Regions from separate parts of the Mus musculus genome. Here regions 2 and 3 are each linked to region 1. The links are chromatin loops, found by intact Hi-C in ENCODE. Cell type or tissue: left cerebral cortex. All regions are shown on one strand.

What was found. Peaks named below come from ENCODE experiments on the same cell type or tissue, not always from the same donor. Only the 100,000 strongest peaks of a DNase experiment are listed, where the experiment ranks them.
Region 2: a loop joins it to region 1, with 3 times the contacts of the local background. A loop is called at or near these places in 8 of 42 quality-filtered maps.
Region 3: it touches region 1 in a loop (2.3-fold over the local background); 3 of 42 quality-filtered maps call a loop at or near these places.

Annotation. Positions count from the first base shown.
Region 1 is chr11:117,483,096-117,485,595 of GRCm38, forward strand. It overlaps Gm11733 (predicted gene 11733), which reads left to right and starts at 1,273. Exons shown (of 3, transcript NR_130966.1): 1 at 1,273-1,421. In left cerebral cortex, a CTCF peak has its summit at 1,484; DNase peaks (open chromatin) are centred at 217, 1,253 and 1,900; H3K27ac peaks cover 1,973 bases.
Region 2 is chr11:117,409,524-117,412,023 of GRCm38, forward strand. It overlaps Gm34128 (a long non-coding RNA gene), which reads right to left and starts at 1,747. Exons shown (of 3, transcript XR_880326.2): 1 at 1,538-1,747. In left cerebral cortex, a CTCF peak has its summit at 1,282 (motif pointing right); DNase peaks (open chromatin) are centred at 23 and 674; H3K27ac peaks cover 1,046 bases.
Region 3 is chr11:117,624,139-117,626,638 of GRCm38, forward strand. All of the region lies in intron 3 of Gm35170 (a long non-coding RNA gene), which reads right to left. Among named protein-coding and RNA genes, the nearest start is that of 2900041M22Rik, 14 kb to the left of the region's middle. In left cerebral cortex, a CTCF peak has its summit at 1,154; a DNase peak (open chromatin) is centred at 1,245; H3K27ac peaks cover 173 bases.

The DNA of each region.
Region 1 (2,500 bases):
TGAGCCCAAGAGGAAGTGCTGGGGGGGGGGGCGGGGGGAGGTGCTGAGGGGGAGGAGTAGCTGAGGGGGAGGAGTAGCTGAGGGGGAGGAGCTGCGGAGGAGGAGGAGCTGGCGAGGTGGAAGAGCTGAGGAGAAGGGGAAGAAGGATTCGGATTCTCTTAGGCCTTGTACGAACTGTGATAGGCACCCACAGAGACTAAAGCTAGGAGCTAGGAGCGGGGAGAGCACCCGATGATCGTCCCCAGTCCTCTCCAGTCCTCCCACCTGCTCAGCCTCGGGTTGCCTCTCTATGCACTGAAGAAAGGCAGGCAGCTCTTCCCTGGACGCCCAAGCTGACATTGTAACCCTGAGATCTGGATAGCAGCCTGGGAATCTGCATGGCTCCCACCGCCTGGAACCTCTCAGCCAGCCAGTGGTCAGGTCACCAGACGGAGTCCCTTTCCACTTCCACCTCGGGGTATACATAGGTCAAAAGGCCCAGAGACAAGAGAGGGACAGATGTAGACAGCCATTTAGAATATAAAAGAAAATTAACAGGGTGTCCCAAGTCACCATGCATCTCTCAGTCAGGCAAAGGAGCTGTGAGGCAGAGGAAGACTCCTGGAGCCCCTCTTCTTTATTCCCCAGCCCGGAGAGAAGAGGGGGGGGGGCTCTAGTCGCACCTGGTCACCCCACCCCTCTCCTCTCCTGTCAGTCAGCATATCCATAGGGGAACTTAGCGCAAAGAAGGCCTTCTGATGTTTGTTTTTAAAAAAAGGAGGGAGGGATGGGAGGACGGAAGGGAGACTGACAGACGGACAGAGGACTGGAACGGGGAGGGAAGAGGGAAAGAGATGAGAAGGAAGGAGAAGGGGAGGGGGTGGGAGGAGAATAAGACAGAAAGGGTGAAGGAGGAGAAAGAGAAGCAGGAATAGAGGAATTAGGAAGGGAAGAAAGAGGCAAAAGAGAAGAGAAAGAAGAAAGATTAGAGGGAGGGAGGGAAGCTGGAAGGAATCATTTTATTTTATTTTATTTTATTTTATTTTATTTTATTTTATTTTATTTTATTTTTTTAGACACTCAGAAGGAACAGTAAAAACCCTGAGCTGAAAGCTTGTCCCATCTCTCCGGTAGCTCCTGTCAACCTCCCTCCAGGCTTCTCGCTCCAGTACAGTGAGGGCAGGCCCTGGCGCAGGTACATGAGCTCCAAGCTCTGCCATGCTGGGATCTGCCTCCCAGACGCCAGCGTCATCCCGTGCACTGCAGCTCAGCCTCCTTCCCGGCTTCCCACAGAAGAGGAGCTGGCTGGCTGAGCATCCAGCACTGCCTCGTGCAGGCAAGACTCATCCGTAATGACAGGAAAGGATGTCTGCCCATGCTGGAAGCCACCTGGGACCCCAGAGCTTGCCGCACACTCTGTCATAAAATATCTTGTCACCCCGGCAAGTATCATCTCTGACAAAATATTTCTGGATACAAAAACAAGAGGCCTATTGATTTTTTTTTCACGAGGTCACACCACCTTGTGGGTGGCCCTGTGTAGCTCAGTTGTCATGGATTCTGTCCCTGAATGCCCACTGGGACCAGGGTGGCTGCTGACCCAGCGAGCCCCCATCCTAGTGATGGTTGCTCTGGAGCTAGCACCAGCATGGATATCCTTGTTTCTTTTGTGTTGCTGTGATAAAATACCCTAAATAAAAGCTTCTTGGTGGTAGGGGAGGGTGGGGGGGGGGGAGGAAGTGCTTATTTTAGCACTTAATTCCAGGTTTCGATGCACCACTCTGGGGAAGTCACAGTAGAGGCACTTTAAGACAGATGGTCTCCGGTTGCATCCACAGGCAAGAGCAGAGGAAAACAAATGCGCGATTGATTATGCTTAGACTCCTCTCTGCTCTTACACAGTCAAGGACCCACTGCCTAGGGAATGGGGTCATCCACAGTGGGCTGTGTCCTCCCACACCAATTAAGACAGTCTCCCAGAGACAATCACAGGCCCATCTGATCTAGACCATCCCTCACTGAGACACCCTTCCCAAGCATCATAGATCGTGTCAAGCTGGCAATCAAAAGCAATTATCATAGTTTCCCAGCCTGGAAGCAGCACAGGCAGGTGACAGCTCAGACACCCGAGAGAAGACCCGAGTGTCCATTTCAGGAGTCTGTACATCCCCCTTAGGAAATCTATTACAGCAGAAATGTATGTCTACTGTCTGGGTCTACGTAGACCTGAGGGGGATATGTCTGCTGTCTAGTTCTACGTAGACTCAAGGTGGGGCTTTCTCAGCACCCCTTACCCTACCCCCATGGGTCCTTCACTTGATAGGGAGAGTCTGTGTAGGGCTTGAGTCTAGCGAATTTGACACTGATGTGTCTGGCTCCAGCAGTGGTCATCTGCAGGACCTGGAGCCTAATCTTTTTCTCTCAGCCTTAATCCACTCTTGGTAAAATGATCATGACAACCCCTCAATGGGATATCAAGACTTGTATCTGGTGGTTGCCCCGGTTCCTATCGTGGAATATC
Region 2 (2,500 bases), 74 kb before region 1:
TTTGTGTGCATGTGCACCACACACGTGCCTGGCTCCAGGGAGGTCAAAAGAGGACACCAGGCTGCTTGGAACTGAAGTTACAAAGCTTTGTCAGCCACCTGAGATGGGTGCTGGGGCCCGAACCAGCTCCTCAGGAAGAGCAGTCAGTGCTCTTAACCACAGAGTCATCTCTCCAGCCCCTACGCTTTGTTTATAAAACAAACATTTGATTGCACATTATCCAAGGAATATCTATGTGTATAGAGGGGGGAAAAACCCCAGAAACTATAGAAAAGCCTAGAAGAGCAAACTCATTATCTCTGCTTTTCTTTCCCTGCCTGGAAAGGAAAGATGCTCTCTTTTCTGCCTTTTTATTCTTGTTTATTTTTACAAACTTGAAATCACATTGTATCTTGCTCCCCCCTCCCCGCTCCCCCCACCCACCCCGCTCACACTGGAATTCTATTCCTTAAATACCTCCCAACGTATATGTCTATTTCCCTTTAGTGGCTGCATCCCAGTGAGACATTTTGCGTGTGAATAAATTATTTTCCATGTCTTTCTCAGGCTGTGCAAGTGGCAGCTTGTGATTTCGGCACAAACGGAAGCCCTGCACTTGGAGCCTGCCAGGCAGGGGTGAGCTCCTTTGTCCGTGAGCTCCTTTGTCTTTGGAGCCTGCCTGGCACTGGAGCCAAGGCTGGGATGAGGAGAAGTCGGTCAGTCAGCCAGCAGAGACTGAAGTTAGCTTCTGCCGTGGCATTCAGGGATAACAGACCAAATGCTCCTCCTGCCCCAGGACAGCTGGCAGCATTTGGCATCGTGGGCTGTGTGTGTGTGGGGGGGGGAGTGGGGAGCAAGAGTAAAGCTTCCTGGGAATTAATTGAGCTGGAGCTGTCAGAGGAGCCAGTGGGCTGGGCTGGGCTTGGGTTCTGACCACCCAGAGCCAATCTAGGCTGCTCTGAGAGCTGCCTTTTGCTTAGGGGGACCTGCAGGCAATGTCCTTCCTGGTGCCATGGAGAGAAACAGGGCTGGTGTGGAGTCCCAGGAGACAGTTGGGCTGTTTCTTTCCCTCTAATTTGGGTCCACACACTTGTGCAATATGAAGAATGTCATGACATCACCTGGTGGTTCCAATGACACACTTAGCAGTTCATTTTCCTTTGCTGACTACCCTTTCTTCTTTAGTAAAGATTTTATTGTTTTTTGCTTTTTGGATTTATTTATTTATTTATTTAATGTATATGCAAGTACACTGTAGCCGTCTTCACACACCAGAAGAGGGCATCAGATCCCATTACAGATGGTTGTGAGCCACCATGTGGTTGCTGGGAACTGAACTCAGGTCCTCTGGACCTGAGTCAATACTCTTAACTGCTGAGCCATCTCTCCAGCTCCAAGATTTATTTTTTATGTTTTATTTATGTGTATGTCTGCGTGTACATGTGTTGTGGTAAATATTAAAAAATGAACCCTCCAATTCTCAGTGGGGCCAGGCCATGCTCCTGCTGCCACCACCAACTCTCTGGAGCCAGTCCCCATGCCAGGTGATCTCACTCACTTGTTCTCTTGGCCTGCCAACTTTCTGGCCCTGTGGGGCCACAGGACTCCCGCTGGGCCATCTCTCGGACAGGGCTCCAGAGTTCCTCTCGCTTCCACACATGGCTCCATACACCCCACAATCAGCCATCTCAATACCTATTTACCCTGTAGAAACATGACTCTTAAAGCTTAATTATCCAATCATATTTATATAACAATAAGATCACAATTTACAAGATGCCAATTCAATAATTTCAGAGCTAATTGATAATGATAAAAGCTTTACCCCAACCGGGTGGTGGTGGCGCACACCTTTAATCTCAGCACTTGGGAGGTAGAGGCAGAGGGATTTCTGAGTTCGAAGCCAGGACTGCACAGAGAAACCCTGTCTCAAAAAAAAAAAAAAAAAAAAAAAAAAAAAAAAACCGAAAAAAAAAACCAAACAAACAAACAAAAAGCTTTACCCCAATTATTCTAACCTTATGAAAATCTTAGCTACTTGTGGCTGTTTAAAACCACACAGAGCCGGGCGTGGTGGCGCACGCTTTTAATCCCAGCACTCGGGAGGCAGAGGCAGGCGGATTTCTGAGTTCGAGGCCAGCCTGGTCTACAAAGTGAGCTCCAGGTCAGCCAGGGCTATACAGAGAAACCCTGTCTCGAAAAAACAAAAAACAAAACAAAACAAAACAAAAACCCACACAGGATCAGGATCTTCTTCCTGTCCATCTGCCTCCATGTTGGCTTCTCTTCCTTCTTCCTCCTCCCTTCTCCTCCTCCAGCGATCTCTATCTCTTCCCCTCCGCCCCCACTCCTAGCTCCGCCTCCTTTTTCCTGTCCAATCACAGGGGACTTAACTGAAAAAGAAGCACTAAACCCCACCCACAGCAGGGCTGGAGAACACCTGAAACTTCAGCCCTTGGGAGTAAGAGGCAGGAAGATCTGAAGTTTAAGGTCAGTCTTGGATATTTTTGGAGTTCTAGAG
Region 3 (2,500 bases), 140 kb after region 1:
ACTCCTCAATCTGTTGAGGCTGTGCATTGAAACCTGGTTTCCCAGCTATTGTAAGCTGTCACCCATGCTGTTGTGGGACTTGGTAACACAGCTGTCTTCGAGTCAGTTCTGCCCCCGTAAGTAACTCCTCACCCGTACTCTTGTAGGTAACCCCAGCAAGACCCATTGGTTAACTGAGATGGACTTTTGTGATATCCGTACTTTAGGGTGTTGTAGGATCTCTATCTGGGTGAGCAGATATGTATGTTGCATCTCCCCAAGATACATTTTGTTGAACAACTGCCTTTTTACACAACGAGATGATTGAGCAAAGGCCCCAAAGAAATACGGGACCCACTTCTACTACCCCAAGCTGCTGCTTATATGAAAAAGAGAACCTTGCATATGTGATTAAAGTTGACGATTTGGGATGGGAGAAATGGCCCAGGGATTAAGAGTGCATACTGCCCCTGCAGAGGACTTGAGTTTGGTTTGCAACACCCACATTGGGCAGCTCACAGTTGCCTGTAACTCTAGCTCAAGGGGATCAAATACCCTCTTCTGGAACTCAAGGGCACCTACATTCATGCGTGTGTATACACAATTAAAACTAAATTAAAAAAAAAATTAAGTTGAGGATTGGGTGTTGGGAGGTTACCCAGGATCACAGAAAGTTCTCCTGTAGATTCTTATGGAAAGGGCACATGGAGAACCTTAAGGGTAGACTCTCAGTGCCATCAAAAACAAAAAAACCAAACCAAAACCCCTGAGATCTTAGTATAGATAGAGGATGGAGCCACGAGCCAAGGAAGGCAGGCAAAGAGAGATCAGGACTTGTCCTGGAGTGTCAGGGATGATAAAACCTGATTTCTTCCTTCTCGGGGCCGGGCAGTGGTTTAGATTCTCACCCAGCATGCACAAGTGTCAAGTTAAAATCCTAGCCCGGCTTCCAAGAAGCACCCTAGCCTTTAGAACCAGGAGATAATCCATCCCCCAAGCTTTCGATGATCCGATCCATCAGCTGTAGGGAGCTCATACAGCGGGCCACACTCCATCTCTCCTTGATTTGTGATTCTTAGCAATGATTTTAATAGAAGAATAAATTCTCATTTAAAGAATCAAATTCAATAAAACATTTCATGCATGCACTAAAATTTGCATTTGCAAAACATAAATATTTCTCGCCACAGTCCGTGCTGTTTCATTGTTTTAAAGTTGAAACAGAAATAAAAGCTCTGTGTGTTCCTACAGATTGATGGGATCAGAGCCAAGCTCTGCTTCTTGGATGATGCCAGCCATCACTGTGCCCGTCGTAGCTCACTTCCACAGGGCTGGCTAAAGGTTGGGGAATGGGAGTCTGCAGGGAAGACTCTCAATGGGAAGGGGAGGCTACAGAGGCACCTGAGGACTGAGGGACAGCCTCTAGCCTCTAGACTAAAGGTCCTGAGTTCAATCCCAGGAACCCATGTACAAAGGATGCAGCAGTACACATCTGTAGTTCCAACATGCCTACAGCAAGACACAAGACAGACAGGACAGCTGCCAGACATCTCTGGGGCCAGCCCAGGGTACACCGCACACTGGCAAAAACAAGACCCTTCTTCACTAACGTGGAAGGGGAGAACTGACGTCTGAAAATTATCCTCTGACTTCTGTCTGTACACCAGAGTATGCTCATGCCTGGACATGCATGGACACACACATACACACACACACACACACACACACACACACACACACACACACACACATGTGCCAAATGCACACACAAATAAATAAATACATAAATCTTTTTTTATATTTATTTTGTTTTTGAGAAAGGGTCTCACTGTGCATCCCTAGCCAGCCTAGAACTTGCTACAGAGACCAGGCTGCCCTGGAATCCATAGAGATCCACCTGCTTCTGCCTCCCCAGTGCTGAGATAAATGGAGTGAGCCGTCACCATGCCTGGCTATTTTATTTTGTCTGTGTGTGTGTGTGTGTGTGTGTTTTGTGGATTTGTATATGTATGCTTGTGTGAATATGTGTTTTTCTGTGTGAGTGTGCACATGTGTGTGTGTGTATGTGTGTGTGTCGGGGGGGGGGGCAGAGGTGCCCATGGAGCCCAGAAGAGAGTGTCAGATCCCAGAGTTACAGGCAGTTTTGAGTCACCCAGGAGGAGTGCTGGGAACCAAATTCTGGTCCTTTGCAAGAGCAGCAAGTGCTCTTAATCATAGCACCGTCTTTCCAACCTCAACAAATCGTTTTTAGTGCAAGCAGGGCAATGCCAAACAGTGTCAGACTGTAAGAAGTCGCTTTCCAGACGAAGGCAGGCAGCCATCCTGGTGTCGGGGCCAAGATACATCATTTTTAAAGTGTGCTAATTCGCAGCTTACACATACATTAGGCCTCTACAAGGACACAACATGTTTCAGTGTGTAAACAACTGGTGTCAATCAGACGTGTTTGGTATTTAGGTGTGTGGTGTTTAATAGAGAGCCGTGGCTTCCCATGTGTTTTATTATTTTCAAAGTTGCTCTG